Linked DNA regions of Mus musculus: regions 1 and 3 are each linked to region 2. The links are chromatin loops, found by intact Hi-C in ENCODE. Cell type or tissue: left cerebral cortex. All regions are shown on one strand.

Region 1 (8,000 bases), 320 kb after region 2:
GTGTGTGTGTGTGTGTGTACATATATATAATGTAGAAGAATCAAGCTAAACCTATGCATCCTGTATTTTACTGTATACAAAAAAAATCAGAACAGATATAAAACCCACAACCCTGAAATCACTACAAGAAAACATTAAGACATTAGTTTAGTCAATTATTTTTCTGATAAAACACCTAAGACATAGTCAATATATGTAAACAAATAAAAATAAAACAGACAAATAGGATTGTATCAAAGAAGCTTCTATACAGCACATGAAATGTCAACAGATTTAAGAGACAGCCTACAGAATTGGAGGACATCATTGCATTGTCATTCCTCCAACAGAGAATTAAAATCCAGAATATATAGTTGACTTTTCAAGTTGACTAAGACAACAAATAATCCAATGATAAAATGAGCTGAATAACTAGACTCTTCTCAAAAGAAGACATACAAATAATCAATAAGTCTATGAAAACAATCTCCCTTATCATCAAGGAATGTAATCAATAGTAGGATGATGTATATCTTGATCCTGTTAGAATGGCTATCATCAAAAGATAGATTCTAGCAAGATAAGGTAACTTATGCCTATCAAAAGTACAGCCTGGGCTATACTATGAGATCTTGTCTCAAAAAAAAATTCTATTGGTATGAAGGTTAATAACAATTTTCAGCCTAATAGGATCTAGCCTTGCCTCTTTAACAGGGCCCTGGGCATACCTGTCAGGGACAATATCTAGATTAGGCTAACTGATGTTGTAAGATCAGTTCACCAGCGGTGGCATCATTCTATAAAGGGAGGTCACAGACTAAATGAAAAGGAGAACGTGATCTGAGCACAAACATTCATCTCTCTCTACTTCCTGACTGGAGATGAGATATGACCAGCCACCTCAAGTTCTGGCCACCGTGACTTCCCTACGATGATGGCCTGTGCCCCAGAACAATGAGCCATACTAAACCCTTTCCCTCATCTAGGTATTTTGCCAGGTATTTCATCACAGCAACAAAGCAAGGAACCACTACAGGTAGGTTACAGGGCAATCTTGTGCTTTACTGCCCTGCCTACACCCAGCATAGAGTCATATACAATAGCATGGTATTCAAGGTTAGGTAGAGCTGGTGAAGTGAGGTCCTTACACTGACACCCAGGGCTCCATGATTAGTGTAAAGACCAATCTAGTGGCTCAAACTTTGGATTGAGTACAGAGACTTCAGCTTCTGTGGGCTAATGGCTCTTACAGTGGTGTGGCTAACACTGGGCTCTGAGATGCTTCCCTGTACGATACCATTAATGTCGTGTTCGCCAGCATCTGTAATCCTTTTCTGTCCTACCACCTGAGGTTAAGGAGACATAGCAGAGGCCTTGGGCAGCTCCATCAGCACCACCTGAGAGTATTTCCTGATGGTCAAGGTTGCAGGCTTTTCCTGGCACTATATTGGTTTCACTCTGAAGCCTGGACTTCTCTCAGCCCTCTACAAGGGTGAGAAACTGTCTATGTTGGTCTGCTTGGAGTTGGGAGAAGGGTATTGTGGAAAACTCCTTGCTACTTTTTCCAATGGGATTCTTTGTTTTCTTATACTAAAAGCAGACAGCGTAGTCTCCCACCTGATTTATTTAGCTCTTGTGATAGTACTTCAGTGCCTTCATGTTTCTTGTGCCTATATGGAAACATCATGACAGCATGATACTGTTAACCCTGATGTAATGGCTATTCCTGGTTGTAAACTTAACTCTATCTGGAATGAACTACAATGCAGAATTGGAGGGCTCACCTGTGGTCCAGATCTTGACACTGGAAGACATGAGTTTCTGATCTGAATCTTGGCATGGAGATCTTAAGGCACAGTAGCCATGAAAAGCTTAGGCCCGGCCTAGGTAGTACACATCTTTAGAACCAGGAGACTATGGCAAGGAGTTCAAGGTCAGCCTGGGCTGACAAGTCCCAGATCCAGGCATGGTGGTACACACCTTTAATCTGTGCTATACCTTCTGCTGGAGACCTACATAAGGACATTGGAAGAAGGAAGAATCGCCCTTCTTTGCTGCTTGCATTTACATGCCAGCACATCTGCTAGAATCTACTTCTACAGAAGGCCAGCTGAAACAACTAGCCTTGTGGCTAGCAACTGCTAGATTCTTGGACTTCCCATTCACAGATGACCATTGTTGGGGAGGTGACTACAGACTGTAAGTCATCATAATAAATCCCCTCAATACAGAAAGACATTCCATATGTTCTGTGACTCTAGAGAACCCTGACTCATAACTAAGAACTGTGTTCTACAGCACAGCACTTACATTCCCTAGCACTTAATCACAGATTTTGGAAGTAATATAAGAAATAATGTTTACAGACCTCACAGTCAAGCAGCAGCCTCTCTTGCTCGTGGAAAAAAAGAAGTCTTTGAGTAAGTGCTTCAGGGACGGGATGGGAGCGGTAGTTTCCTTAAACAAGAGCAACTAAGACTGGAAGACCTTTGAAGTTTGCATATGTACTCCGTATGCACACATAGTTAGACCTGGTTTTGCTTATTTACATAGATATTGAATTTCTTCTTGTGGTTTTCCTGGTTAAAAACACTTCCCCGTGTCCTTCCTTCATAGCCATCTCAAATTAGGCTCAGAGATTATTTGCCCTGCAAGCAGCTAACCAATAAATCTTTTAATTATAACTGGATTGAGTCTATGGTCTTTTCCCACTGGTCACAAATTCCATAGCATCTAAACTAGTTGAAAGCAGAAAAGCTTATCTTCTTCCAAAGTCATACATATCATGAGATACTGTGTTTTAGATTTTGCAGGTAAACTGGAGGTGGGTTGGGATGGGAACAGAAAGGAATAGGCAGGGAAAGGTGTGTCATGGGAGATGGAGGGAGAGAGTACTGGAACAGATGGCTGGAATTGAAGACCTCTTGGGGGAAAATATGGAAACCTAGTGTAGTAAAAACTCCCTGGAATCTACAAGAATGACCCTAGCAAAGTCTTCTCGTAATGGAGATATGGAGGTCAAACTGGCCATCTTTTAATACCAATCAAGGCTCCAGAAATGGGACCAGGACATCAACCCAGCCACAAAATCTTCAGCCTACAACATTGAAAAAAATCAATGAAATGATTCCTAATGATGCTCATAGATTGGTGACTAGCACAACTGTAGTCAGAGGAGCGTCATCCAGCAACTGATAAAAGCAGATGCAGAGAGCCATAAACTAGTCAGAGGCTAGGTAATCCCACAGTAGGAGAGGAAGGACTGTAGGAGCTAGAGGAGTTGAGGACACCACAAGAACACAGCACACAGGATCAACTAAGAAAGGTTCACAGGGGCTCAAAGAGAGTGAAGCAACAAACACAGACCCTGTGTAGGTTCAAGCTACATCCTGTGCATATACTTTATGGTTGTGTAGTTTAGTGTTCTTGTGGGACTTCCAACAATGTGAGTCGGGAGGTAGCTCTGACTCTTTTGCCTGTGCTTGAGACCCTTTTTCTTCTACTGGGTTGCTTTATCCAGCCATGGTATGAGGGTTTGTTTCCTTTTTTATAAGGAAAAAAGAGAAGGAGTTGATCTGGGCGAGAGCAGAGGTGGAGGGAGGGACTGTAAACTGTAATGAGCTGTAATGTATGAAAGAAAAATAAAAGTTAAAAAAAAAAGACTCTGTTAAACTGCAGCAAACAAAGGACAAGTATTTCATAAATGTTTCGAAAAGAACAAAATGACCTAAAACCAACAGCATCCCGCCCTTGAATCTGTGATTCTATGCCACCTTCCTACAGTGCAAATGGAAGTTTGTTTAAAAAAAAAAAGTGAGAAAAGAAAAAGAAAGCACTGAGACCTTTTGTTTAATGAAATGTAAATGAAGCAGTTACTAGGTCACCAAGCACCATGTATGCTAATTCTGCAGTGTTCCTTGAATCTGTTCTTCTCATCCCAGATGGGAGAAGCTTTATGTTGAGTGAGCTTCAATATCAGCTCTGAGTTGGGCAAATCTAGCTTCTGCTCTGATTCCCACTCCCTGCTTACTAGTTTTATGACCTTGAGAAAGATATTTATTGTCTCTGAGCCTAAGTTGTCTCACCTGCAAAACCCAGAACAATGTTGGCTGTCTCAGGTTCAAGAGAATGGGTGATGCTCTGATTATTTCAGAATTTTATAAAATGTTTTATAGGGTGTCATAAAGATAAACAGATAAGAAAGAAGATGCAGAAAGCAAAGGGAACCTCCCCAGTACCCATCCAGATACCCAGGACCTTGCTGATGATGTTCTGATGTCCACCAACTCAGACTCACCCTCTCAAAGACAAACATGCACTACATTTGTCCTAGAGACTGTCAACACACTGGCAGGCTCTGTCTTTCTCTAATTCCTGTTTTCCAGTTGCTCCAGTCTGTTCTATACCAACTGCCTTTTCCTCTCTAATGATCCCTGCTAACTGCCAGCTCTATTGCTCTCCTTCTTAACCCTTCTTATGGATATTTCCCTTCTTAGCCTTCTACTGTTTACTGCATCAAGACCTACTTCTTTCACCTTTAAGCTGCCTAAGAGGAAGTGTCAGATGGAATTACTGCCCCTAGAAATAATCAGGACAGAATCTGAGACCCAATCATTATGGACCACAGACCATCAGCCTGTGGATGGACATCTGGTAAACTGGTGATCTTTCTCCATCAGCTCAACTCTAGACAAAGGTGTCACATCTGCAGATAGAACTTTAAAGAGCAAGTAGTTAACAAGCAAGCCCTCAATTATTCTTTAACAAGGACAGTATAACTAAGCATTTATTGCCATGATGTGCCCAATAACAGAGTGTGTGAGGATAAGGCACGATAGATAGCTGCTAGTCCAACACCCGGCATGAGACAAATGGTCAATAAATCTTAAACCTGCCCTACTTTTGTCCCCATTCTTACTACTTCATCACAAACCCAAATTCTCTCTAAAAACTACATTGGCTTGCCTTACATCTTCTTATTTCTGGTCTTGTCCACCCAAATTTATTTCTCACTCCTCTACCACTGTTATTTGTAGAGATCAAGTTATCTAGCATAAACTAGGTTGTTGTTATGTGCTAGACACTTCCTTAGATGACAAAAAAACCAGAAATTAATAAAGTATTTATTCTACCCTCATGGGACTCAAAGAACAGTGAAAATCCAATCACCATAAATATATACTATAAAAGGTTCATCAGAGAAGACAAACAGAATAACAAATTCTTCCCTGATCTGCAAAAAAGGAGGAATTGGGTGAGTATAAAAGAATGTAACAGGCCAGAAAATGCTGAGAACATGCATTTCACAGACTGGGGCACAAAGAATTTATAGCTCTCAGGCAAAGAATTGGGGCACATTGAAAATAGGAGAAACAAAACACTACTTTTAGGATTTTTTTTAAGTGCTCCATTGATCACTGGCTCAAAACCTGCTGTGTTGTATAATCAATGACCCAGATTTTTACAATAGAATTTTTAGTTTTAATATACATGCATATATTATGCCTCTCCATGAATTGGGTGTTATTGCATTTGATATAAGATTTACCTTCTAGTTTTTTATCACTATAGATACATACAGAGAGAGGGATGCTCAGGGAAACTTGTGGCAAATGGTAGATCATGGAATGTACCACAGAGCAAGCAAGTAATACCTGTCTCTTGCATCAGGAACAAAAGCACAAGAGAGAATGGGCTTCCTGGTTTTATGACAATTCTCTCAGAAAATGAAGGGTGAGATGAGAACTATCTTCTAAGCTTAGGCCACCAAAAACCCAAAGATCAACTACTAGACCCCTCCACATAAAAGCTGTGCTACATTCCAAGCAGCACCACGTTTGAGTATTGGAGCCCTTAATCATGTCAGACCCTGGGAGCAGACTCACACCAGATCCCATCCATCTTAGTTACTTTTCTATTTCTGTAAATAGACACCATGACAAAGACAACCAAGAAAAAAAAACATATAGCTGGTGGCTTGCTTATAGTTTCAAAGGATGAATAGTGTATGACAGTCATGACAAGGAGCATGGGAGTGGGTGAGTAGCCATGGTGCTGAGAGCTTACATGTTGAAACAACTACAAAGTGTAGAGAGATAACTGGAATGGCATGGGCTTTTGAAACCCCAGTGACACTTCCAGTCCTCCACCAAGGCTACAAAGCTACACCTCTTCAAACAAAATCAAACTTCCAAACCCTCACCAAACAGTTCTACCAGCTGAGGACCAAGCATTTAAGCATATGAGTTTATGGCAGCTGTTACCAGACAAACCATCAAGCAACCTATAGCACAGGACAATTTCCAAACTTATGTGACGCAGAGCACGCTTTCTCACAGAACACCTGGGATTGCATCTAGAAGATGACGACACTACCATCATGAGAAGCCAATAAGGAGCATCATCTGAAGAATAAAATGTACTACATTCACATGTAGGTTTCTGTGTCCACTGGAACACAGTGTCTTCTGTGCCCCAATTCCAGCTTGGCCCCCTTCTCCCATTACCAGCCCACCCCTAACTCCTCCCCTTTGTGTTCTATGCACTGAAGACAATCTGGGATTCTGTGTTTTATGCCTCTTGCTTCTGAGCCCTTCCACACGTTCTTTGGAAATCTTTATTTGGCACATCCCACAATATTTCTTCAACAAAGTCTTTCATGATGTTCAGAGCAGTGTTAGAAGGGATTTTTCTGTGTGTTTCTTATGTTTTTTCTTACAATTTTGGTGAGCCCCTTTCCCATCTAGTATTTCTGACAGACAGTAATACTCACATGCAGTGGGAACCGGTTTAAGATCGAGGTCATGGTCACTATTTGCCAGAGCCACCCAAACATTTGCTCCATTTTTCCTTTCCTGTCACTATTTCCTCTCTGTTTTCAAATGCATGCATGCATGCATGCAGCAGAGGTTTCCAAAGCTTCTCTCTCATCACACAAATGTATAGGGAAAAAATTAGCTTCTTCATTTTGTCTGTAACAATCTAATTTTCCTCATTAGCACCCACCTGCTGAGGGTAATAAGAACTGAGTTCACTCCTCTCGTGTAAATGATCCAATTCTCTAGAGAACACTGTCTTTTTTCAAATAAATGTCCAGCTCTCTCTCCTTTCTTTTCCCCAAAAGGACAACTAGATGTAATTGTGTTTTCTTTGTCCTCTGAAGCAGGAAAAAGAAGGCTCAAATTTACATTCTCGAACTGGGATTGCTGGGCTGGCAATCATAGCTGTGACCAAGTCAGCTGGCTAAGGGTCCTTCTGCTCCACCTGCCTAGCAGAGAGACTTGACACTCTTCAGATGTTGCTCTCCAGCAGCCTCCACTCCTCTAAGTGTCTGGCATGGAGCTGACCTTGAACAGAAGGCAGAAGCAGCAGCAAATGGCACCCTTCAGTGTCCTAGCTCTTGTGCCAGCTTCAGGGTCCTTGGCCAGATAATGTCACAGTTCCTTATGTGGACCTCAGGTATCAAGACCCTTAGCCCTACCAGTGTCACAGTTCCCTGTTTAGGCCTCAGATATCACTATCCTATGCCTATTCGGCAGGGGCCACAGTTAAGAATCACCCAGACTCTAAGATCCTTGACCTTGAAAAGTTGAAGCTCTTTGCAAATATTCTGGTAACCAGAACTTGCAGGTTTTCTTCACTGGTTCCTTACAGCCTTCTCTCATCCAAGTTCTAATCTGGTTTCCAAGATCAGATGAGACTGGCATGTTCAGGGTGGTATGGCTGGAGAATCCTTACATACTTCTGGCTCTCTGCCTTCTTAGCATCCCTCAGATTATACATCCCTTCTTCCTGCCCGGTTCCTCCTTTGATTGTCAGTGGCCAGTCCATGATGATCTTATGGACTTGCCTCTGTCAAGACAGAATTCATGAGCCAGAACACCGGGAAGGGTGTTCAAGAACTGGGTTCTTGGAAACAGAGTGTATCGGGGCAGGTATTCCTGCCCACTGGAGGAATGACTTGGGTGAATGGGACCAATGGGAAGTTCATGGTAACTGTGCAACACTGTCACCTCAGTAGA
Region 2 (8,000 bases):
GTGCTGTCCGTGCTGGAACCTTCAGAGCACTCTGATGCTCTTCCCTTGTCCCAGACTTACTCAAAGCTGTCTTCTGTATGACTTGAAAAATTAAAAAAAAAAAAAAAAAAAAAACAAAACTCTTGCTTCAAGACTTTGACATGCAGTCACTGTTTTAAAAGTGGCAAACTAGCCGGGCATGGTGGCGCATGCCTTTAATCCCAGCACTTGGGAGGCAGAGGCAGGAGGATTTCTGAGTTCGAGACCAGCCTGGTCTACAAAGTGAGTTCCAGGACAGCCAGGGCTATACAGAGAAACCCTGTCTCAAAAAAAAACAAAACAAAAAACAAAAAACAAAAAACTGGCAAACTAAAATGAAGTTTGCTTTTTCACTTTGATGTCTGAGTTTTCTCTTTCAGTACACATCCAGAAGGAATCTAGATGCTTCCGAATCCAAAGGCACATTAATCCAAAGGGGAAAAAAATAATATATTATCTGAATTGGTCAAACTTTTGGAAATAGAAATTAGAAACCTCTGTTTAGGGCGGAAAAAGAAACAATAAGATTAAGAAGAGACTCAGAATCATATTCTCTGGGTGTTTATTGGTCTCAAGTGGCTTTTAAAATGCTTTTTGATATTTTTTTAATCAAAGCATTGATTTGAAGACTTCATCTGTGTAAAATGCATACAAATACACTACACAGTAAATTATTTTCACATCTCAGTGACCAATTCACAGTTCAAGAAATAAGGTAATCAACTCTAGTTCCCAGCATGCACACGGGCATCTCACAACCACCTGTGCCTCCAGCTCCAGGGCATCTGATTCCCTATCCAGGCTCTGAGATGCCTGAACTCACATGGAGAGACAAATACATAGACGCTTAACGCTTAAAATAATGGCAAGTTGGTTTTGTTCTAATCCATGGAAATAAAAGCACCCCTAAGTATGGCCTCCATTGCACTACCTAATAACCAGCACACTTTCTTCCCTCAAAGATATCAACAGCCCATGCTGGTTTCCATCCCCACTAATCAACTCCGCTCTTTTAGCACTTTATGCATATGGAATCAAATGGGAGGAATTCTTTTTGTGTCTGGACTTCGTTTCATCAGTTTAGGTTTATGCCATGTGTCCACGGTGTTGAATTCAGCAGAGCTTACTTGTTCTCCTTGGTGGGTGGTATCAACAGGCCACATTTGAAACCCATGCTTCTCTTGATAGGCGTTTGAGTTGTTTCAAACTGGGAATTATAATGCATAATGTTGCCACAGATATTCTTAAATACATCTTTTGGCAAATACGTCTACATTTTTTTCTGAGCATAAAATAAAATTGCTGTTCAGACAGACCTCACAGAGACACTGCCAAGTGGTCTTCCAAGGAGTTGCAACAGTTTACACTCCATCAGGAGCTCTCTGAGTTTCCTCGAGAATCTCTGCGCTAGGCTGGTGGGTGTGCGCTGCTGTCTTGTTTAGTTCTTGATTTTTATATTTCACTAACATGACAGAAGCACTCTGAAAGTTTATGATTACTCGGATGTTTTCTTTAGGCAATGTTTCCTCACATGTTTTCTTAGTGTTTTCTACATGGTTTCATTCGTTCCCTCACTGGTTCTCAGAAAATCTTTGTATATTCTCAATGCTATGAATAAAAAAAAATGTACTGGAAATAGATGCTCTGATTCTGGGCCTTGTATTTTTATTCTTAAACTTAATATAGTCCAAATTATCACCCTTACTCTGGGGTGTGTTTCTTGCATGCTGTTAAAATTATGAAGTATTCTTGTGACTTTTCGCCTAGGAACCTTACTGGTTTTCTTCTACATTTAACTAGAATTTGTCTGTATAGTTACGTGAGATCTGGTAAAATATTTTAATGTTGACAATTTATTGAATTTCTACTTCTAAAAAAACCATTCTCCCCCCCCCCTGCAATGTCATAGATGTAAGAAAGGGTCTTTCATTAACTTAAAAATCTAAATCAGTAGCTATATATCATTGATATTGTAAAGATTTCATTTTATTTTATTTCATTTTATCTTTTAGCAAATATTTCTACATTTTTTCTGAGCATAAAATAAAATTGCTGTTCAGACAGACCTCACAGAGACACTGCCAAGTGGTCTTCCAAGGGAGTTACAACAGTTTACTATTTTCTATTGCTAACAGTTTCTATTGCTTTTATTAGGAGTTCAGATCTGGATATATTTTCACGGTCTCTTACTGGTATTAAGTCTCTTTCTGCAATTAAAGACTTAGAAAACGTCCCACTCTAAACAACCAACATGAACTCTAAAGCTTTTGTTGCTTCTCCCTCTCCATCGCTTCATGCTTTCAAAATTTAACTGCTTCCACTCTCTCAGATGCCTAACTTGGGCACCTCAGTCCACTAGGCCTTCAGTAACAGTTCAGACTCAGTGACTGGCCTACTGTATTTTCAGACCCTTCTTCTGTGCAGCTTACTAACTGACAATTGTTCTCTGGCAGAAAATGAATGCTAGCCCATCTCAGTAGGGTCCCTTCTGTTCCATGGGATCACAGGCTCTGAACGCCCAGATTTTTCAGAATTAGACAAAAAAGCATGTTTATAAAGCATGATCTTAGAATATTCAATCTTGGCAGTATTCAAAGGTTTTTTTTTATTGAAACATAATAAAAAAGAGCTTGAGATTTTTAAGGTTGTAGTAGATTTTAGAATTCATAATAACTAGCCTCTGTTGCTTAAATCAGTCAATTTATCCTATATTCTCTGGTAACAATTCAGTTACATGGTTGCTTTTCTCAGATAAAGAGGTCAGAAATTAATTCGGTCACATTTAATTAGTTTTGTAAGAGATGCATATATGCATCTCCCTAAACAACCGCCAATAATTCAGATACAGGTTGTCCCTTCAGCAAGAATTTAGAGGATGAGAAAGGATGTTGAAAATGATGCCTATTCAGATTCTACTAGAGAAGAACATTTAGCAGTTATTCCAGACATGAGATTTGGGATGGTAATTATTACAGTACAGTCTGGACTATCTTCACTAATAAACATGCTAACAAGGGTGTGATCCCTTCTGCCTGTAATTATCCTAAACACCACTCCCCACTGGTCCATAAGTCAGTAGAAGACATATGATAAAAGAGGATGATCTTAAGGAGCCAACCTTTCTCTCTATGCCAAGAAGAGCCATCTTTGTTTTGACTTTGACCTTTCCCTAAAAGCCATTATGCAAATCCAGACATTGAACCTCCAGGTTATTTTCCTAGAAAAAGTCATTCAAAAGATTTCTAAGACTTCTTTCCTCTCCACACTGTAATAAAAATTATTTCCTTGACCTATTTATTGTACGCAATTTCTGGAAGGCTTATGAAATGAGAAAAGTACTATGAAACAGAAGAAAGATTTACACAAATGCAAAATTATGAAATGATTAAACACATGGCCAATGGGATGCTTAATTTTCTAAAATGTACTTATTTAATTTATGTGCATCTACTAAAATGAATTTAGACTTCCTAAGGAAGCAGCTTTGTCCTGGCCTTTCCAAGAAAGCAGCTGTCCTTCCCTAACAATTAATGAAAGTAGGAAAGCTACAAAGTCAAATGTATTTTACCACATAGCCGATGGTATCTTGGTTGCAGTTCTTTGTAGACTCAAATGGAGCTCTGACCTTGCCATGTCATGAAGCTCTGATTATAATGAATAGACTTTATAATGCTTAGAAGTCGACTTTTCATTAAAATAAACCAATGACAAAAATCACATCACAGAGGATAATAAACAAAGTCCAACCTGTATGATATGATACGCAGAAAAGTACACTGTAGTTTAAATCAAAAATATATTAGCTACTGACTTTTGAAAATACTTTTGAATTGTGAAGTAACCTGTTATATTAATCTGTGAATGGCATGGGTACCCTTGGGAAATGGTGCTTACACTCTTTTCAGTAGCAGAGAGTACTGATTCAATTAGTGAGGACCCTACAGATATTTATAGGCCTACTGATAAATCACATTTAAGAGTTTTCTGACCCAAACCTCAGCCATAAACTCGGGCAAAGCCAGGATCAAATTTGCAGGTAGCAATGTACAGTAACAGTTTCTTCCTAATCTAAATAGGTCCCTTCTGAATAACTTCAGCCTTGAAAATCCTGCTTATCAAATCAAAATCAAATCAAAACACAGACATAGCTTCACCTGTGTTCATGTCCTTGGATCAGCCAGGCCTGGATCAGGTGGAGAATAGCAGAATGAAGAACTGACCCTTCCATTAGAAAGAAATCATAAATATAGAACTGAAATCCAACAAAGAGGGTTTCATGTAAGCCAGAAGGACAACAATGGTACTTTCTAATTTTATTTAGAAACCCTAGTTTTCTGTATCCATAGAACTCATCCCTAGTTTAAATATGCACCAAAATCAAAGAAAGGCTCATAGTCATACATAGGTACTCTCATATATTGAGCATTTTACCATGCTTTAGTATTTTTTCCAGATATCCTAAAAAGTAGGTCAAGAAAAATAAGTTTTATCAATATAAAAAGGATAGCATTAGTACATACAATGTTATCAAATCAAGTGCCAGACCCAAGTCTGGTATTAAAATAACATTAAAATAACAGGATGCAAGGCAAAAAGACAGATAGAAGCTGGCTGGCTGGCTGATGCATGTTCTGCTGAGTCAGAGTTTGTGTTATATAGACTAATAGTTTATAGAGGGCAGTGACTTCATTTTACATTTTAGTACTTACTGCAGTGTACATACAAACTCAGAAGTATTCCGAAGCAGACTATAACTTTAGCCAGTCTTTTAACTGTTCTCATACAAAAGCATAAATATTTATGTAGATACATACATATGTACACATATGTGCATGTCTATGAAAAGATACGTATCACATAGTGTTGCTTTGAAAATTGAGATAATGCATGCAAATGGCTTACAGTACTTATTAGCCTTTGCCACATAATAAAAGCTCATTATAAAATGCATAATAAATTTGTTAATACCAGTATTTAGGTGTGTTAGTTTCCCAGAGCAATTGAAACAGTAAATCACAAATTATGTGACTTAAAATAAATATATATTGTTTCACAGTTCTAGAGTCTAGACGTCCAAGATCGAGTATTTACAGGATAATGCTCTCTCTGAAACGTGAAAATTCTTTCTTGGCTCTCTCTACTTCTAGAATTTGCTGGAAATCTTTAGCATCCTTTATCATATGCATGTGTGACTCCAATCTCTAGCTCTATGCTGTGTGACTTTTCCTAGGGAAAGAAACAGATGTAGCTTTACCTCAGATAGGGTACCAACAACAGATGGAAGAAATGATTCTATTCAAGTCTAACTTGGTGAACCAGCATTTATTGTGGTTAGTTACAAGTGTATAGATGAAGGTTATTTATAATGAGAACAGATGAGTCAAAAGCAGCTGCAGCCCTGAAATGCCCACTCCAGCATGGGCGATGACTCATGAAGGCTACATCCCTTGTAGCTCCCTGCATAACTTGCCAGCAGCTCAGTGGAAGCTTCTCTTCCCCCAAAACTGTTTATATAACCTTGCTGAGGAGCCTTGTGATTATAACTGTCAAGAGATTGCTGAGAAAGATGTGTTTCCTTATTTCCCTCCTCCCACTGATTTAGATCTTTGAGAGCAAGAGTCTCTCCTGGCTCGGGGGAGCTTAACTCTGGGGGCTAAAGTACAGGAACAGGAACGTCAACAGTCACCAAAGCTGCCCCAAGTCAATGCAGTTTGTTGGCTCACAATAGTGAGGAAAAAAGATGCAGACAAAAGAATGAGGAAACTATTAAGAAAAGTAAAGACTCCCCAGAGTGGAAGGAGTCCAAAACAGGAAATACCACTGTTTGGCAGTGGGTGTGGGGGAAAGAAAGAGTGGGAAAAAACCCTTCATCCCACCAGAGTTCAGGTGCTCTGGGTGGGCGGATCTGGGAGGACAGCCGCAGGCTTTCCATGCAGCTCCTGGTGGGTGTCTGGCTGTGGGAAGGCACTGGGCCCCTTCTCAGCCGGGGGTGAACAAGGGGCAGTCCTAGGCAACAGGTTCTCAGTCTTGGGCATCCCAGCCACCACTGGACGCTGCCACAGAAGAGCTGAGAACAAATGAGGGGCAGCTGGGTCATCCCCAGGGCTGAAGGGCAGAGATGGCAGGGAGAGCAGGGGCAGTGAGTGGTTCCCACACAGTCGAGAGTCCTTGGTGCGGTCCATGGCTGGAGCCCAGGAAGGCCTTCCAGTGGGAGGTTAGACATGCCTTGTTAGGGAAAAGCCTATCCCATTGTTCAATCACTGTGGGTCTTGATGAGCAGAGACAGTCTGTGGTTTTAGAGCTTTACTATAGAAAGGCAGGGAGAAAGAGAGAAGATAGAAAGAGGAAGAAAGGCTGGCCATGGCCGTGTGGAGAGAGAGGGAAGGGAGGGAAAGAGAAGGGCTAGAGAGTAAGAAAGGTGAGAGCTTAAAGAGAGTGAGGAGGGGTCAAGCAGCCCCTTTTATAGAGGGCTGGGCTATCAGGTAACTGTGGGGGTGGAGTCTAGCCATAATGCCAGAAGCTTGGGACATTGTCTGTGTGACTTATAGTCACAGAATTATGGAGTTGGGGGCTCTGTCTCTGGGAACATGGCTTGCTTTTCCATTCCTTGTAGCGTTTTCTACTGGGTCACTGGAGCGAACCTCTTTCAACCAAAATAGGCTGCCTTTCACAGCCCTGCATACCACCAAGCTGCTGGACCTGGGGCTTTCATGAACCTTGTAACAGAAAACTGAACACAAATCAAGCCAAAGGGGCTCACATGCTCTATGCTTCTGTCTCCCAATCAGGGAGACACTCACTCAGGGAAATGGTCTTGAGTTATGGTCACCACTGTTCATTTTCATTTTGACCTTGGTTTGTTGTGCCAGACACTGACCTTGGCTGGGTTTGGTACCCATTAATTAAATCATGATTTCTTTCTTCTTACTTGTATGTAACCAGCTTATATATTGCCATGGACTCCTGTCTTAAAACCTACAGGAAATTAATTCTTATCACAGTTTCTAAGATGGAGCCACATTTTTCTTACTCATGTTTACCTTACTCTCTACAGAATGATCTCTTGTCCATAATATAAGAAGGACTTTAAGAATATGTCCTTGCCCACAGTTCATTTCTGTTTATTTCTGTTAGATACACAAATATGTGAAAGGACAACTGTGCATAGTGTTAGGGTCCTTCCTTGGAACCAGCCACAGTCTGTAGATACTGCCTGTATTGAACCAGAGGTACATCCTTTTCTTCTGGCCAGTAGAGCTACGTCATACCCACCTGCAGGTCCTCTTACTTACTACCCTCGGTGTTCTCATCTTCACAGTCTTAAACCTAACACTCTTTTTACCTTAAACATGTATTTACATGAGAACACCTCCAAGAGAGAATGTTGCAATGGAAGGAAATTGTTATACCATACCCCATTAGCACTTTTCTGTTTCTCACTACTTCCTAATGAATTGATCTAAACTTCATGACCTTTGCAAAAATCCTATTTCTAAAAAAGCCACACTCATAGGCCCAGTGGATAGGATTTAAATATATCTTTTTGGAGACACGATTTAACCCACACTGAGACTGAAACTGAAACTCATGCTGCCTAAAGATTCACGGGGGAATTTCAAGGGACCATTCTTCTCTGAGAGTTTTCTACAGAATCTATGTATAATCCCCCAAGATGACACAATAACTATGATTCTTTGTTGCCTCCAGATGAAAGAATAAGAGTTTGTATAGCCTGCATCTCAATTTTATCTGGTGTCTTCTTTGTCAATTCTGGTGATATCTCTATTATAGTTTGGAAACATTGTGTCCTGCATACAGCTCATATACTTAAGGCTTCCTGAAAATGTTTGGAATAATGAAAGTTGTATTACTGAATCTTGCACTGCTGACAGAAAAGGATTGTTTTGACTTTTATGTTCCTATGGATTTTAGTTCATCCTGGAGGAAAGGTGTAGTGGTAGAAATTCCTCAGTCCATGGCTT
Region 3 (8,000 bases), 180 kb before region 2:
TATTATAATCTCACTATCCATAATTGTGCTAATTACCTTCTCAACAACATCCCTTTCTCATCACAGATTTAGGTATTCAGCAAGTAGTTTGTGAACTAAGAAACTGCTTGATTGTAATTTCAAATCTTATAATAGGAAACTGTAGGCCTCTTTGGAGAAAAAAACCAACTAGGATGGATGTGAGAGAGGAATTCTGAACTATAAAATGAAAGATGTAAGTTGCTGGAAGCCCTGTCTTAGAAGGCATCAGTTTCTGCCTGTGATAAGAACACTCACTGCTGTTTGGGCACATACTGTGCCTACTATGTCCCAGTAGACATGATATGGGGTCACAGGAATAGCATTCTCTTCATTTCCCTTTCTTCACCTAATGGATTGGGATGGGCCAAAGGACATGGAGATCCAAGAAAATTTGGCAGTGACTAAACCACGATTCGATTCCAATTCTGAAATATCCAGGAACTCTTTTTCTCTGGATGGAATGGTCCCAGCAGGATCTTGGGCCTAGGAACTAATACTTTGAAGTGCAAATTGGATCTTAACTTTCAATATGGAGCCTGTCACTCAAGACACTGTTGGTAGCCTTTAGGTGACTGAACTAATCTCATGCCAAGATAGAAGAATAAATTTCAAAGTAATTTGTAGAGTAAAATGTGAAGTATAACTTTCAGGGAATCAGAATGATGTCCTTTATTAATTTGCCACATGGGCTCAGAATATGTAGTAAAATTCCTCAATATATTCCTTGAGCTCTGCCTTTGCAAGACCCAGAATAATTTCCAGTGCGAAGTCAGTGATAAAGCTAATATACATATATTTTGCAGTTTGGAGCATCATAGATAGGCTTTCCAATTATTTTTTAGTTTCAATTAGATTGGTAAATTTCCCTGTAGCTCATCTCAGTCTAATCATATAATTACATTCCATTTAAGTGAAAATGACTAGCTAAAAATATTTGCATGGGAAAAAAATATGCTTCAGATGATGAAAGTTTTCTCCAACCCTCTTTCTTAATATTCCAAACAAGATTTCCAGTGTTATTATTCTCTGGATCACAGATCATGAACCAAACATTATGCCAGAATATTGAGCTGGAGTAATCAAAATGCAAGTAAAAATAGACTGTAACTTTCAGAGTTGTGCTTAGTGCTTAGAAAGCTAAACATTACACTCAGTTGCCTGCCTTAAGCATTACTGGTCTCAGTGCCTGTGAAAAGTAAGGATGTCTGCACCTCTGTTAAAGATGGCTGACAAACGCTTGGTTTCCATCGTGTCATTGTTAGTGTGGACTTTCCTTCTCCGGAGCCACTGGCATATAAAAGTAATAGCCCCCATGTCCTCTTATGGTTACAGTGCTACATATAAGACATGTTGCACCATGTTGAAAATAGGAAAAGAACAAGGACAACAGCATTGATTCCTTTGGCAAGGCACATGCAGAGAAAGTGGTTTTATTTTTCTCTGCAGTCAAACTCCAGTATTTAGCCGCAGTTAATGAGGTCAAGTAGTCACTGTGGGAGGACTGACAAGACAATGCTTGCAAAATCAATCACTAACCTTATTCCGGTCATGACAGACTTGCTTTACTGGTAGTTGATGATATTACTGTCCCAGCTAATGAAGACGATCTATGGCTTTAACACATCATTTTTCTATAAAGCTATCCTAACAGGACAGTTAAGTCATATTTGTGGCACCAATCCTCTAAGCCTACCCTAGAAAGTGGTTCTAAAATCTACCTAAGAGTTCTGTGGGATTTTTTTTTTTGCCTCATCCATGTGTCAAATTTCTGACTTTTTTATTATTCAAATAAAATTTGCAAAGAGTAAAAAAATATAAAATTTCATGAGTTTTACCTTTTTATCAACTTAGTCATCATAAGAACAAAAAATTTAAGGCCATTCTTATGAGTCATTTTGAATGTTGCTTCTCTGACTGATGTATTTACTTTAATTTTAATTTTAACGTACTGGTGATGCATGGTACTGTACATCTTTCATGTATCTTTTCTCCATTGTTGTCTCTTCTTTTGATAACTGCCAACCCTTCAGCTGTCTTGTTTTTATTGGCTTATTTGTCTTTGTCTGTTTTATGATGAGGAATGACTAACATTTGAAAATGTATCAATTTTAAATGTCCACTCTGCTACATCTTCCCAAGTATCTGCTCTGGCGCCACCACTTGACTGAAGATTTAGACATTCTCATCTTCACCGAAGCTTTTCATCTCCCACCAAATCTATACTCAACACAAAACAACTGCATTTCTATATCTAAGTAACCGATTCTTTGGGTTACATAAACATGGAATTTAAAAGAGCACAGCATTTTCTGTGCCTGGGTTCTCTCACAGGATGAATCAGTGATGACGTTTATTTATACTATTGTCTGCATCACTACGACTTTAAATCTTACTCCTTTGCTTAGACTTTACTAAGTCTTACTCCTTTGCCTAATCACTGTAAATAGCATTGCCTTGTTTCAAGTCACAAGGTATTATAAGCAAAGCTGCTATAAGGGTCCTTATAAAAATCTTGGTAGACATGCTTAGATTTTTCTTGAGTCAAGACCTAGGAAGATAAAGGAACGCACATTGTATGGATCCATTTCCATAAATAATTACATGTATTTTATTTTTATATTCAGATTATATTATAATAAATGACTATATGATTATCTGAAGCATATGAAGTGTTCTTCTCTTTTGTCATGTATGGTGAAAGGAAACATTTCTCTCAGTGGGCAGAGCACTTACTGTTGTCATCCCACTTCTTCCTTATATGGTAAACTAATTGTCCCTATAGGTTCAGCAGAGATTTATTTGCCTCTACTTTTTAGCATCCCACATTTGGTTTGTAGAAATAGCTGTTTTGCCTGACAATTTTGTTGTTTCTGGTTTTGATTGGCTGATTAGCTTTTGGTTGTTTTATTCTGTTTTGGTTGGTTTGTTGGTTGCTTGCTTGGTTGGTTAGTTTGGTGTGATGTGGTGTGGTGTGGTGTGGTATGGTGTGGTGTGGTGTGGTGTGGTGTGGTGTGGTGTGGTGTGGTGTGGTGTGGTGTGGTGTGGTTTGGATTGGTTAGGAGCTTTATAACAAGGTCTTTATAACACACCCTAACCTAGTGTGAAATCCACTGGATAGCGATGGGTGGATAGACCAACCTCAAGACCTCAGCTTCCCAAGATTTGAGACTACAGGCATATAGCCCCATTTCAGGCAAGTTTATCCATTTTTAAATTGAATCTTAAGATTTTTGCTTATTGACTTAGTCATTCTTATATTTATTTTCAGATCTACATGCTGAAGACTCATTTTCCTTTCATTTTCTGCTGATCTTACAGTGTTGATTCTAGCAGGAACTGTTTATCAAAGTATAATTTTATTTGTTACTCTCTAAGTTGTGTCTGTGTTCTGACCCAGAAGTTATTGGAGGCATTCTTTGTATAGTTTTGAAATACTTTGTTGTTTGAGGCTTCAATTGATATCCATGATAAATCTCAAATTGCTTTTTACAGACAGAATCAGATTGATATCAAAGCCAACTCTTTCACACATTCATCTAGTTGCTTCAACACCATGTACAATTTTTAAAATCACTTGCCAAGAATTCAGTTGCTCTTTTGTGAGAGAGTCAACTTCTGGACCATCCCTTTTGTTTGTCACTTGCATTTATCTTTCCACTATGCCAACAGCACACTATTTTGACACCTATAGTGTTGAAAGAAATGATGGGATAAGGTGGTGAATGTCCTCTAACATTGTTCTTTCTTAAGAAAACAGGCTATTCAGCATTGCTTTTTTTGTTTTGTTTTTTTCATGTATGTTTTTAAAGTGGGATCTATTCAAGGAGCTCATTTGAATGTGGTGAATTACACTGAATTTTGAGATGGATTTTCATCTCTTCTTTAAATGCATCCTACATATCCATCTGGCACTATTTCCCTTTATTCTAGATAGCTTTACTTTTAGTTTTCCTTGTAATGTATGTCTGAGCCAAATTTTCTCAAAGTGTTACATTTTAAATATCTTCATTCACTTTCTTGTGGAGTGTTCTTCCTCTGGGAAGACAAAATTCTGTGATGGCAGCCTATTATTTTCTCTCAGTAAACGTGATCTCAATAAACTTCTTTCAGTAAACAAGATCAAAAAAGATATTGTTCCAAGATTATTTCAGCTGAGTCATCAGTACTTAGCTTGCTGTTCTCATTTGTACCACATGAATTTGTTTGCTTGTATAATATTTATCTTATGACACATCATTATGTAAAGTCTTTCTAATTACTCTACCATATTTCACACAACATTTTGGAAATATAAGTTGAGATTTCTACTGCTTCAAGAAGCTTAGGAATATTATAATTTAAAAGCTTTTCAAATATTTCCTTTGCTCCATCAATTCTCTCCCATCTATTGCTGGAAATATATTCTAGGCTAGTGGTTGTCAATTGTGGATAGTTTTATCCTCCAGCCACCATCCAACCATGTCTAGACACATTGTCAGTTGTCAAAATCAGAAGTTGTGCCTGACATCTGGAGTGTAGAGACCAGGGGTCCATCTATATCTAGCAGTACATGGACTGCTTACTTAAGCAAGTCACCATTGAGGTCAACATGTCTACTCTATCAAAGCTTAGATGCCAGGTATCTTCCCACAGTTCCCATCAGCTCTTTATTTCACTTATTTGCCTTTGTTCTGATATTTTCTATATTCATCCCCAATTGTATTAATCCTTTCATGTGCTATATTGAGCTATTATAAAAAAATTGATATTTTTATATCTATTATTTCTATATCCTTACTGATGTGTGATATTTTACCATGTCTTTTCATGTCATCTTTCTGTATTTCTCCATTAGAAAATGTAGTAATGTTACTATATTTACATTAACGTGTCTTCTTGATAATTCCAATATGTAAGCCACCTCTACACCAAGTCCATTGACTTTGACTAGAGAGTACATCTTTTTCTACGATTATACAATAAGAAATGTTATGTAACAAAGCAATAGAGTGAAGCAATTAATATCAGCCCATCACCAAATAAAATAAAATAAAATAAAATAGAAAAGTAATCTTAGGCTGCCAGCCTAGGTCTGAGTGAACTTAGTCAAGTTTGGCCTGTGAAAATTGTTTTCTTGAGTTACTACTGTTTTAAATAATGTAAAATAAGCCAATTCCTTATATTAAGGCAGATTAAATATGGTCTATTGGAATTTTTGATTTACCAATTAAGACTTTCAAATAAGTTGCTAGCTTTCTGAACAAACTTACACGTCTCTTACTGGTTTACAGTGTGGCAAATAATAGTTTTTATATTGGTGACAAAGTGTTTTGCTTTCTCCCCACTGCTCTCTGGAACTGGGCGTCTTTTCTCAGCCTAGCTGCTCAGGATAATACTGAACAGTGAAATAAGACAGAACATGCTAGATAAATAGTGGGAAGAAAGCTCTCTCTTTTTTCCCATTGGAAAATATGGCATCAACTGTGAGGTTTTTTGGTACTACCACTTATTAGACTGAGGACATTTACCTCTGCCTTCAGTTGGCTGAGGTAAACACTTTGGTAAAATATATTACATAAAAATTTAAATTTGATTACTCATTTGCTTTATTCTATTAATAGACAATTTCAAGTTGATTTTCTGAATTTTTTATTTTAGACCTACTTAGTGAAAATGTCTCACATTTTTTTGGTCTGAAGCTCTGTTAGATTTTATACACATGTTTTTGTTTTTATAATCACAGAGAAAAGAGGCAAAAAAAATCCCTACACTTAAAAAAGTTATTATGTTTGCTCTAGCAACCCACTATTTCTGTTTTCTTTTATTATTACCTTTTCAGAAAATATGAAATAGTGCCATTTATAATATTTTAATATCATGATCTTTCCTTAATCCAGGTACATTTATGGTTTGTCTTTGTTGTTGTACAGATCACTTGTTCATTTTATTATTTAGTATTCCATTAGACTGATTTATCAAGGAAAAATTAATCTTGTATTTGGTAATGATTTGGTATAATTTTGCTGCATCTTAGGCAAATTGCTAGGTATGTTTGCTACATTTTTTGTTAACCAATATCATAATTCTATTTATGAGGGATATTTTGATAGACATTACTTTTCTTACAACAGCAATATCAATTTTGTATATTGTCTTAGCCACAGTTCTATTGCTGTGAAGAGACACCATGACCAAGGTAACTATTATAAAAGAAAGTGTTTAATTGGATGCTGGGTTACAAGTTTCATATGTAAAATCAATTATCATCATAACAGGGTGGCAGGCATTGAAGCACAACCTGAGAACTACATCCTGATCCATTAGTAGAGACAGAGAGACTCTGGGTTTGGCATGGTCTTTTAAAACCTTAAAGCCTACTCCCCAGTAGCACACTTACTCCAGCAAGGCCATATCTCCTTTAAAATAAAAAGTTTACTTATTTATTTATTTATTTATTTATTTACAACTCAAAGACTGCTCCCTCCAGCCCCACTTCACTGATACTCTCCCTCTTTCTCCTCTGAGAAGATGGAGCCTCCTACATATCCTTTGACCCTGGGGGATCAAGTCTCTGCCAGAGTAGGCACATCCTCTCACACGAGGCCAGACAAGGCAGTCCTGATGGACGAAGGGATATCACAGTCAGGCTACAGCTTTAGGAAGAACCTCCATACTTCACGGACATGAAGGAGTTAAACAAGAAGTAAGGCCCAAGCAAGAATGCCTAAATCATACCTAAAAGGAGAAAAAAAAATAGTCCTCAGAGATAGAGGGAAGGAAGTGTGTGGGAGAGGGAGGGGGATGAGGGGAAGGATCAGGTGACAGGAGAGAAATCCTGAGGGCCAGAAATATGAATGGAAATCTCCATGTGCCCATGGGGTGAGAGTGGAGGGATCTTTAGGAATACACAGAGACCTGAGATGGAGAAGGCTCCCAGGAGTCAATGCCAGTGACCTTAGTAGAGATGCATAACAGTAGGAACATGGAACCTGAACAGGTCATCTTCTATAGCAAGGCCATACCTCCAAATCCTTATAATCCTTCCAAATAATATTCTCTGGTGACTAAGCATTCAACTAAGTGAGGCCATTCTTATTCAAAGTACCACATACTGTTCACACAACAATTAGAGAGGTTGCTTACATTCTAATTCCTGAAATATTTATATAGTATAATCAGGGTTTCTTCAAGAGTAATCATTAAATATTGGAATATTTATATTGTGTTTATTAAATATTTGTTGATATACTACTGAAGCCAGAATTACTTGCAAGAAAAGTTTAAGTAACAAAATTATGGTTATTAACAAATTGAGTGTTTAGACTTTCTTCTAGAGTTTTAGAATATGATTTTCAGTGACTTCTTCAATTTTATAAAGGTTTTAAATTTATAATTATTTATAATTATATATCTAATAATGGCAATGTGTTTTTCTTTATTATTGTTCAGACTTACAAAGAAATTCAAATTATGTAATTATTTTCAAAGAACTAATTTATCTTGACTCAAAGTTTTTCTTTTCTTCATTTCTTATTATATATTAAATTTTACTTTTATTATTTTTCCTCCTCTCTTTTCCTTGTATGTGTTTTTTTTTAAATGTTGGAACTTGCTTATGTTGTTTGGTTCAATTTTAATCTTCCATAATTTATATATTTGAACTACTTATAAAGTGTTCTGCAGCATATAAATGTTATCATTCACTTCTCAATTTTTTCTTTTCTTTTTGACATTGATATTGGGCCCATGGGTTTTATCCTTTTCCTCAAAATATTAGCTATATTTTTATTTACAACCCCAGATTTTATATATATATATATATATATATATATATGCCTACATACCAATAATTTTAATCATTTATAATCTAGTGAGACCTATTCAATAGTCAGAGAAATGGTCTGTAAAATGTCATTGGCCTGTTTGATAAACATTTATTATTCTGATATTAAATATAAATTTAAGTACTAGCTAAGTCATGTTGCATGGTTATTTTTTCT

The links. Hi-C counts contacts between places; a loop is a spot of excess contacts. Peaks named below come from ENCODE experiments on the same cell type or tissue, not always from the same donor. Only the 100,000 strongest peaks of a DNase experiment are listed, where the experiment ranks them.
Region 1: it touches region 2 in a loop (16-fold over the local background); 3 of 42 quality-filtered maps call a loop at or near these places.
Region 3: a loop joins it to region 2, with 14 times the contacts of the local background. A loop is called at or near these places in 2 of 42 quality-filtered maps.

The regions. Positions count from the first base shown.
Region 1 is chr12:44,141,703-44,149,702 of GRCm38, forward strand. No RefSeq gene overlaps it. Among named protein-coding and RNA genes, the nearest start is that of Dnajb9, 64 kb to the right of the region's middle. In left cerebral cortex, no CTCF peak of the experiment used is centred here; DNase peaks (open chromatin) are centred at 3,816, 5,298, 6,487 and 6,858; H3K27ac peaks cover 5,540 bases.
Region 2 is chr12:43,821,984-43,829,983 of GRCm38, forward strand. All of the region lies in intron 1 of Gm33384 (a long non-coding RNA gene), which reads right to left. Among named protein-coding and RNA genes, the nearest start is that of Gm33384, 26 kb to the right of the region's middle. In left cerebral cortex, a CTCF peak has its summit at 1,351; DNase peaks (open chromatin) are centred at 1,386, 4,652, 5,428, 5,880 and 1 more place; H3K27ac peaks cover 4,535 bases.
Region 3 is chr12:43,637,805-43,645,804 of GRCm38, forward strand. All of the region lies in intron 1 of Gm33384 (a long non-coding RNA gene), which reads right to left. Among named protein-coding and RNA genes, the nearest start is that of Gm26326, 100 kb to the right of the region's middle. In left cerebral cortex, no CTCF peak of the experiment used is centred here; DNase peaks (open chromatin) are centred at 3,752, 4,033 and 4,487; H3K27ac peaks cover 786 bases.